2 separate regions of the Homo sapiens genome follow, and region 2 is linked to region 1. A link is an interaction called in ENCODE POLR2A ChIA-PET data of the cell type or tissue named here. Cell type or tissue: GM12878. All regions are shown on one strand. Links, peaks and the distances in the headings refer to the core of each region. The heading gives the core; the rest is flanking DNA. Region 1 overlaps ZNF445 (zinc finger protein 445). Region 2 overlaps KIF15 (kinesin family member 15).

Region 1 (2,920 bases), core at 319-2,818:
GTTACTTAGAGTGAGCCACCTAATCTTTCAAGGCTTCCATTTCCTCACCTGCAAAAATTGGGAGTGTCAGAGGCGTTTGAACCAGAGTGACTCCATCTTGAATAGGGAACTGGGTAAAATAAGGCTGAGACCTACTGGGCTGCATTCCCAGGAGGTTAGGCATTCCAAGTCATGGGATGAGATAGGAGGTCAGCACAAGATACAGTCATAAAGACCTTGCCAATAAAACAGCATGTGGTAAAGAAGCCGGTCAAAACCAAGATGGCAATGAAAGTGACCTCTGGTTGTCCTCACTGCTGTAATTATACTGTAATTATAATGCATTAGCATGCTAACAGACACTCCCACCAGTGCCATGACAGTTTACAAACGCCATGGCAGGCCTGGCACGATGGCTCATGCCTGTAATCCCAGCACTTTGGGAGGCCAAGGCGGGCGGATTATGAGGTCAGGAGATTGAGACCAGCCTGGCCAACATGGTGAAACCCTGTCTCTACTAAAAAATACAAAAATTAGCTGGGCATGGTGGCACGTGCCTGTAATCCCAGCTACTTGAGAGGCTGAGGCAGGAGAATCTCTAGATCCCGGGAGTTGGAGGTTGCAGTGAGCCAAGATGGTGCCACTGCACTCCAGCCTGGGTGACAGAGCAAGACTCTGTCTCAAAAAAAAAAAAAAAAAATGCCATGGCAACATCAGGAAGTAACACTATATGGTCTAAAAAGGAGAGGAACCCTCAGTTCTGGTAATTGCTCACACCTTTCCCGGGAAACTTATGAATAATCTACCCCTTGTTTAGCATATAATCAATAAATAACCATAAAAATAGGCAACCAGCAGCCCTTGGGGCTACTCTTCCTATGGAGTAGCCATTCTGTATTTCTTTACTTTCTTAATATTAACTACTTTCACTTTGTGGACTCGCCCGAATTCTTTTCTTGAGCAAGGTCCAAGAACTCTCTCTTGGGGACTGGATCACGACCGCTTTCTGGTAACAGGAGCAATACAAATGGCTATTAGTAAACGAACGCTTAAGTAACTCTAGTACATCTATGATGAAATACCAGGCCACAGTTTTTTTAAAAATGAGGATGTTCTCTATATACTGACGCACAGTCACCAAGACATGCACTTTATAGGAAATTATAAGCTCCTCCTTGCCTAAATCTCCTTAATTTTGCTTAATAAATAACAAGTGAAGCCAGAAGCTGTAAACTCATAATTTTAATGAAGAAATGGGATCCAGAAGATGGAGATGTTTTTCATTCTACTTTATTAGATGAGGAAAAGGAGAGTAAATACTTGTATGCCAGCTACCACACCTTTTAAAGTTAATGTTAACCCTGCTAAGAACAGCAAGGAGATTTTATATCAGCCAGGTTTTAGTTGCCAGAAACCACACCAGTTATTTTAGCAAAGACCTTATAAAGAAGTGTACTATATTTAAGTAGCTAAAAAGGCAAGAAGAAAATGCCAAGGTGTCTTGGAGGTAGCAACTGCTAAGCAGCTGCCACCCCAGGACTGGGGGAGCTAGAATAGAGTCTCCCCATGTTTGACGTTTGTCTGCTAATAGCATTCAAGCTCTCCCCCTCAGTTTGCCTGGATCTGGACAAGCTGATAAGAAAGCCCAGCCACTTCCTCTTTGCGTCAGAGGGGAAGTTCAAACTGTGCAAACCCTGACTGTCAAATGCACTGAGCTCTCATAACCACAACAAAAACCAGAGCCACTTGTTCGTCCTTTCACTGAAGCCCAACAGACTGGCGTGGGTGCCCGCTTTGCTTTCCCTAGAAGGCCTCATGTGAGTAGTAAACTTTTTCATAACCTCTTGGTGTCTGCAGTGTCATCAGTTTCAACATCCGAACCAGTTTTGAGTGATGGTAGTTTATTGATCCCACCTCATGTGGAGCAAAGTGCAAAGCAGGAACAAAGAGACGTGGCTAGAATTGTTGAAAGGTGGGAGATTGGAAGAGGGACCTTGTGGAGCTGAACTCAGACCTATGGTGGAGGAGTGGACTGCTGGGCTGACATAGTGTCTGTGCTCAGGGAGGGGCCCTGTGGCCTTTGGATCTGTGCTTCTGTGGAGAGGTCCCAGCTACTAATGCTGGGGCAGGGAGCAGAAGGGAGGGTCACAATGAGACTTTGAGTGTTAGTTAACCACCTTTTGCCTGAAGAACATGTAATGGCCTTCCCTGAGGTATATGTCTTCCAAAAGTCCGCTGACGTTGCTCATGACCTATGGTCACCACTGCTTTTTGCGTTTTGCTTTTTTTTTTTTTTTTTTTTTGAGACAAGGTCTCACCCTGTCACCCAGGCTGGAGTGCAGTGGCACGATCTCAGCTCACTGCAACCTCCACTTTCCCAGGCTCAAGCGATTCTCCAGCCTCAGCCTCCTGACTAGCTGGGACTACAAGCGTGCACCACCACACCCAGCTAATTTTTGTATTTTTGTAGAGACAAGGTTTGGCCATGTTGCCCAAGCTGGTCTTGAACTCCTGACCTCAAGTGACCCACCTGCCTCAGCTTGCCAAAGTGCTGGGATTACAGGTGTGAGCCACCATGCCTGGAGTCCTTGTTTTTTTTTTTTTTATACTTTTAGGGTACATGTGCACAATGTGCAGGTTAGTTACATATGTATACATGTGCCATGCTGGTGCGCTGCACCCACTAACTCATCATCTAGCATTAGGTATATCTCCCAATGCTATCCCTCCCCCCCTCCCCCCACCCCACAACAGTCCCCAGAGTGTGATGTTCCCCTTCCTGTGTCCATGTTTTCTCATTGTTCAATTCCCACCTATGAGTGAGAATATGCGGTGTTTGGTTTTTTGTTCTTGCGATAGTTTACTGAGAATGATTATTTCCACCTTCATCCATGTCCCTACAAAGGACATGAACTCATCATTTTTTATGGCTGCATAGTAT
Region 2 (2,920 bases), core at 198-2,697, 340 kb before region 1:
TGGCTTGAGCCCAGGAGTTCCAGGCTGTGGTGCACTAGAATCACAGCTGTGGATAGCCACTGCACTCCAGGACTGGGCAACATAACAAGACTCCATCTCTTTTAAAAAAAAAAAAAAAAAAAAAAGTTGTATTTTAAAGATGTTAATCAAGATATCAAAAGACTTTAGCTTAGATTCACAGCAAAAACAGAAAATTTTGGATTTACTTTTTCATTAAATGCCCCCCAAAACTAGAAAACAGTATGCTATAGTTTTTTACCCCCTTCTTCTGGAAGAAAAGAGGGAAAAAAATTCTTTAGTAACTCAGAATGAGAAATGGATATTATTGAGTCCTCTACAAATAGGGTAATCCTTTTTTTTTTTTTTTTTTTCACTCTGTCACCCAGGCTGGAGTGCAGTGGCACGATCTCGGCTCACTGCAACCTCCACCCTCCGGGTTCAAATGATTCTCCTTCCTCAGCCTCCTGAGTAGCTGGGACTACAGGCATCTGCCACCACGCCCGGCTAATTTTTTGTATTTTTAGTAGAGATGGGGTTTCACCATCTTGGCCAGGCTGGTCTTGAACTCCTGACCTCGTGATCCACGCACCTCGGCCCCCCAAAGTGCTGGGATTACAGGTGTGAGCCACCGTGCCCAGCCACAAATAGGGTAATCCTATAGATTATTGTCCAAACAGGCACTTGAGAGTGAAGAGGACACTACTAATAATTACTTGACAATTGGTATTGTCCTCAGTAAACCAGACAGTATACCCACCCTGCCATGTATTACCTAGCTCTGTCTGCTGAGAAGGCCTAGAAGCAATGGCATTCCAATAGCAACAAACCAAACACACCTAGCGCCCAGATCTTGGTTTCTAAATACCATGCTCCAATAAAAGGAATTAGGGTTCATTGGTGAAATGGCTGATTCTAGGCGTAGGTCAGGGAAAACACAAGATGAGCCCAGAGCATCTTGTAGCATCATAAAGTAAGAAGGGGCTCAAAAAACAAAAGGATGAGCTATAGCAAAGGGACACAAAAACCAACCTCAAGGAGGGCCCATTGGGCAAAGCTGGAACAACAAGAACAACAAGGTAAATAATTTTTAGTACTGGATTATAACCTAAAGAATAAAATAAATGCATATCCATAACATATAAAGAATTGAATAAATGTGGAAAACAGACAAATCTTTCTTTTTTGTTTTGGTTTTTTTTTTTTTTTTTTTTTTGAGGCGGAGTCTCGCCCTGTCACCCAGGCTGGAGTGCAGTGGTGCAATCTCGGCTCACTGCAACCTCTGCCTCCTGGGTTCAAGTGATTCCTGCCTCAGCCTCCCAAGTAGCTGGGACTACAGGCGACCACTACCACATCCAGCTATTTTTTTTGTATTTTTAGTAGAGACGGGGGTCTCACCATGTTGGCCTGACTGGTCTTGAACTCCTGAACTCCAGTGACCCATCCACCTCAGCCTCCCAAAGTGCTAGGATTACAGGCGTGAGCCACCACGCCTGGCTGGACAAACTTTCTTACAAAAAAAAGTTATATATATATAGATAGACAGATACTCTGCTCTACACTACTCCTCTACCTTGGAGTGTAATCCCTGCTACCTTGATAGCCAGGAGGGGCCAATCTAATCATTAGTCCCTAAAATCAGAAAACCTTTTTTAGCTGCTGTCAGAGGGAGGTGTGACTAAGGAAGAAGAGTCAAAGAGTTACATGTTGTTGGTTTTGAAGATAAACAGGGCTGTAAGCTAAGTAATGTGGGTGGCCTCTAGCAGCTGAAAAAGGCAAAGAAACAAATTTTCCAGAAAGCAACAAGGCTGCCAAAAGAATTGCATCCCTGCTGACGCCTTGATTTTACCTGTGAGAGACCCATGTTGAACTTTTCACTTACAGAACTGTAACATAATACATTTGTGTTGTTTTAAGCCACTACGTTTGTGGTAATTTGTTACAACAGCAACAGGAAAATAATTCAAGCATGTACTATGTATAAGGACACAGTCAACAACTTACTATGCAAAGATGGTACCATTATAACCGCTCATGCAAGACTCCACAATGCTTTTAGCCACAGTTGCGAATACAGATTCCTACAAATGTAACCAAACATGTTAACATATCATAAAAATGAAAACATTTTTCCTAAATTGCATTCTACAATGTAACAGCAAAAATTGCTTAGTAATAACATGGATAACATCCACTACAGAAAAAAGGCTAAACTATCTAAGATGATTCAACTTTACACATAATTACATCTATTAATCTCCTATACACCTATAGATTTAAAGCACACAACTAAACTTTATACAGAATTTTGTAGAGCATATTGCATGTAGATATTGTACTGGTACTAGCATAAATAAACGGCTGTACATCTTCTTCAGTGATTTTTCTCATAAGTTTGCACTGAACAGTCAATACCTCCATTTTATTTTCATTTTTACCTACAAGGAGATGCAGTCTTACTACAAATGCAAGAACTCCCAACCCTACACTGTTTATTTTTATTTATTTTTGAGATGGAGTCTCACTCTGTCGCCTTTAGTGCAATGGCGCAATCTCGGCTCACTGAAACTTCCGCCTCCCAGGTTCAAGCAATTCTCCTGCCTCAGCCTCCTGTGTAGCTGGGACTACAGGTGCACACCACCATGCCTGGCTAATTTTTTATTTTTAGTAGAAACGGGGTTTCACCATGTTAGTCAGGCTAGTCTCAAACTCCTGACCTCGTGATCCGCCCACCTCCACCTCCCAAAGTGCTGGGATTACAGGCGTGAGCCACAGCACCCAGTCCTCGTTTTACTTATCTATTGGCCAGCGATGCTCCACATAAAAAAAAGATCCAAAGATCTAAATGTTGGCCCAAAAACATCCATATGTATAAGGGAATACTTAAGATCTGTGATGGGCTGCATGAAGTGGCTCACACCTG

What was found. ChIA-PET counts read pairs that join two places held together with the same protein. Peaks named below come from ENCODE experiments on the same cell type or tissue, not always from the same donor. Only the 100,000 strongest peaks of a DNase experiment are listed, where the experiment ranks them.
Region 2: POLR2A ChIA-PET joins it to region 1 with 7 read pairs; 3 of 35 experiments call an interaction of 5 or more read pairs at or near these places.

The regions. Positions count from the first base shown.
Region 1 is chr3:44,438,673-44,441,592 of GRCh38, reverse strand. ZNF445 (zinc finger protein 445) reads left to right here. Exons shown (of 8, transcript NM_181489.6): 8 at 1-2,920. It also overlaps the pseudogene C3orf86P. Among named protein-coding and RNA genes, the nearest start is that of LINC01988, 12 kb to the right of the region's middle. RefSeq lists a silencer at 1-199. In GM12878, for the core only: no CTCF peak of the experiment used is centred there; a DNase peak (open chromatin) is centred at 1,692; H3K4me3 peaks cover 377 bases; H3K27ac peaks cover 2,128 bases.
Region 2 is chr3:44,777,273-44,780,192 of GRCh38, reverse strand. KIF15 (kinesin family member 15) reads right to left here. Exons shown (of 35, transcript NM_020242.3): 4 at 2,002-2,078. Among named protein-coding and RNA genes, the nearest start is that of KIF15, 17 kb to the right of the region's middle. In GM12878, for the core only: no CTCF peak of the experiment used is centred there; no DNase peak of the experiment used is centred there.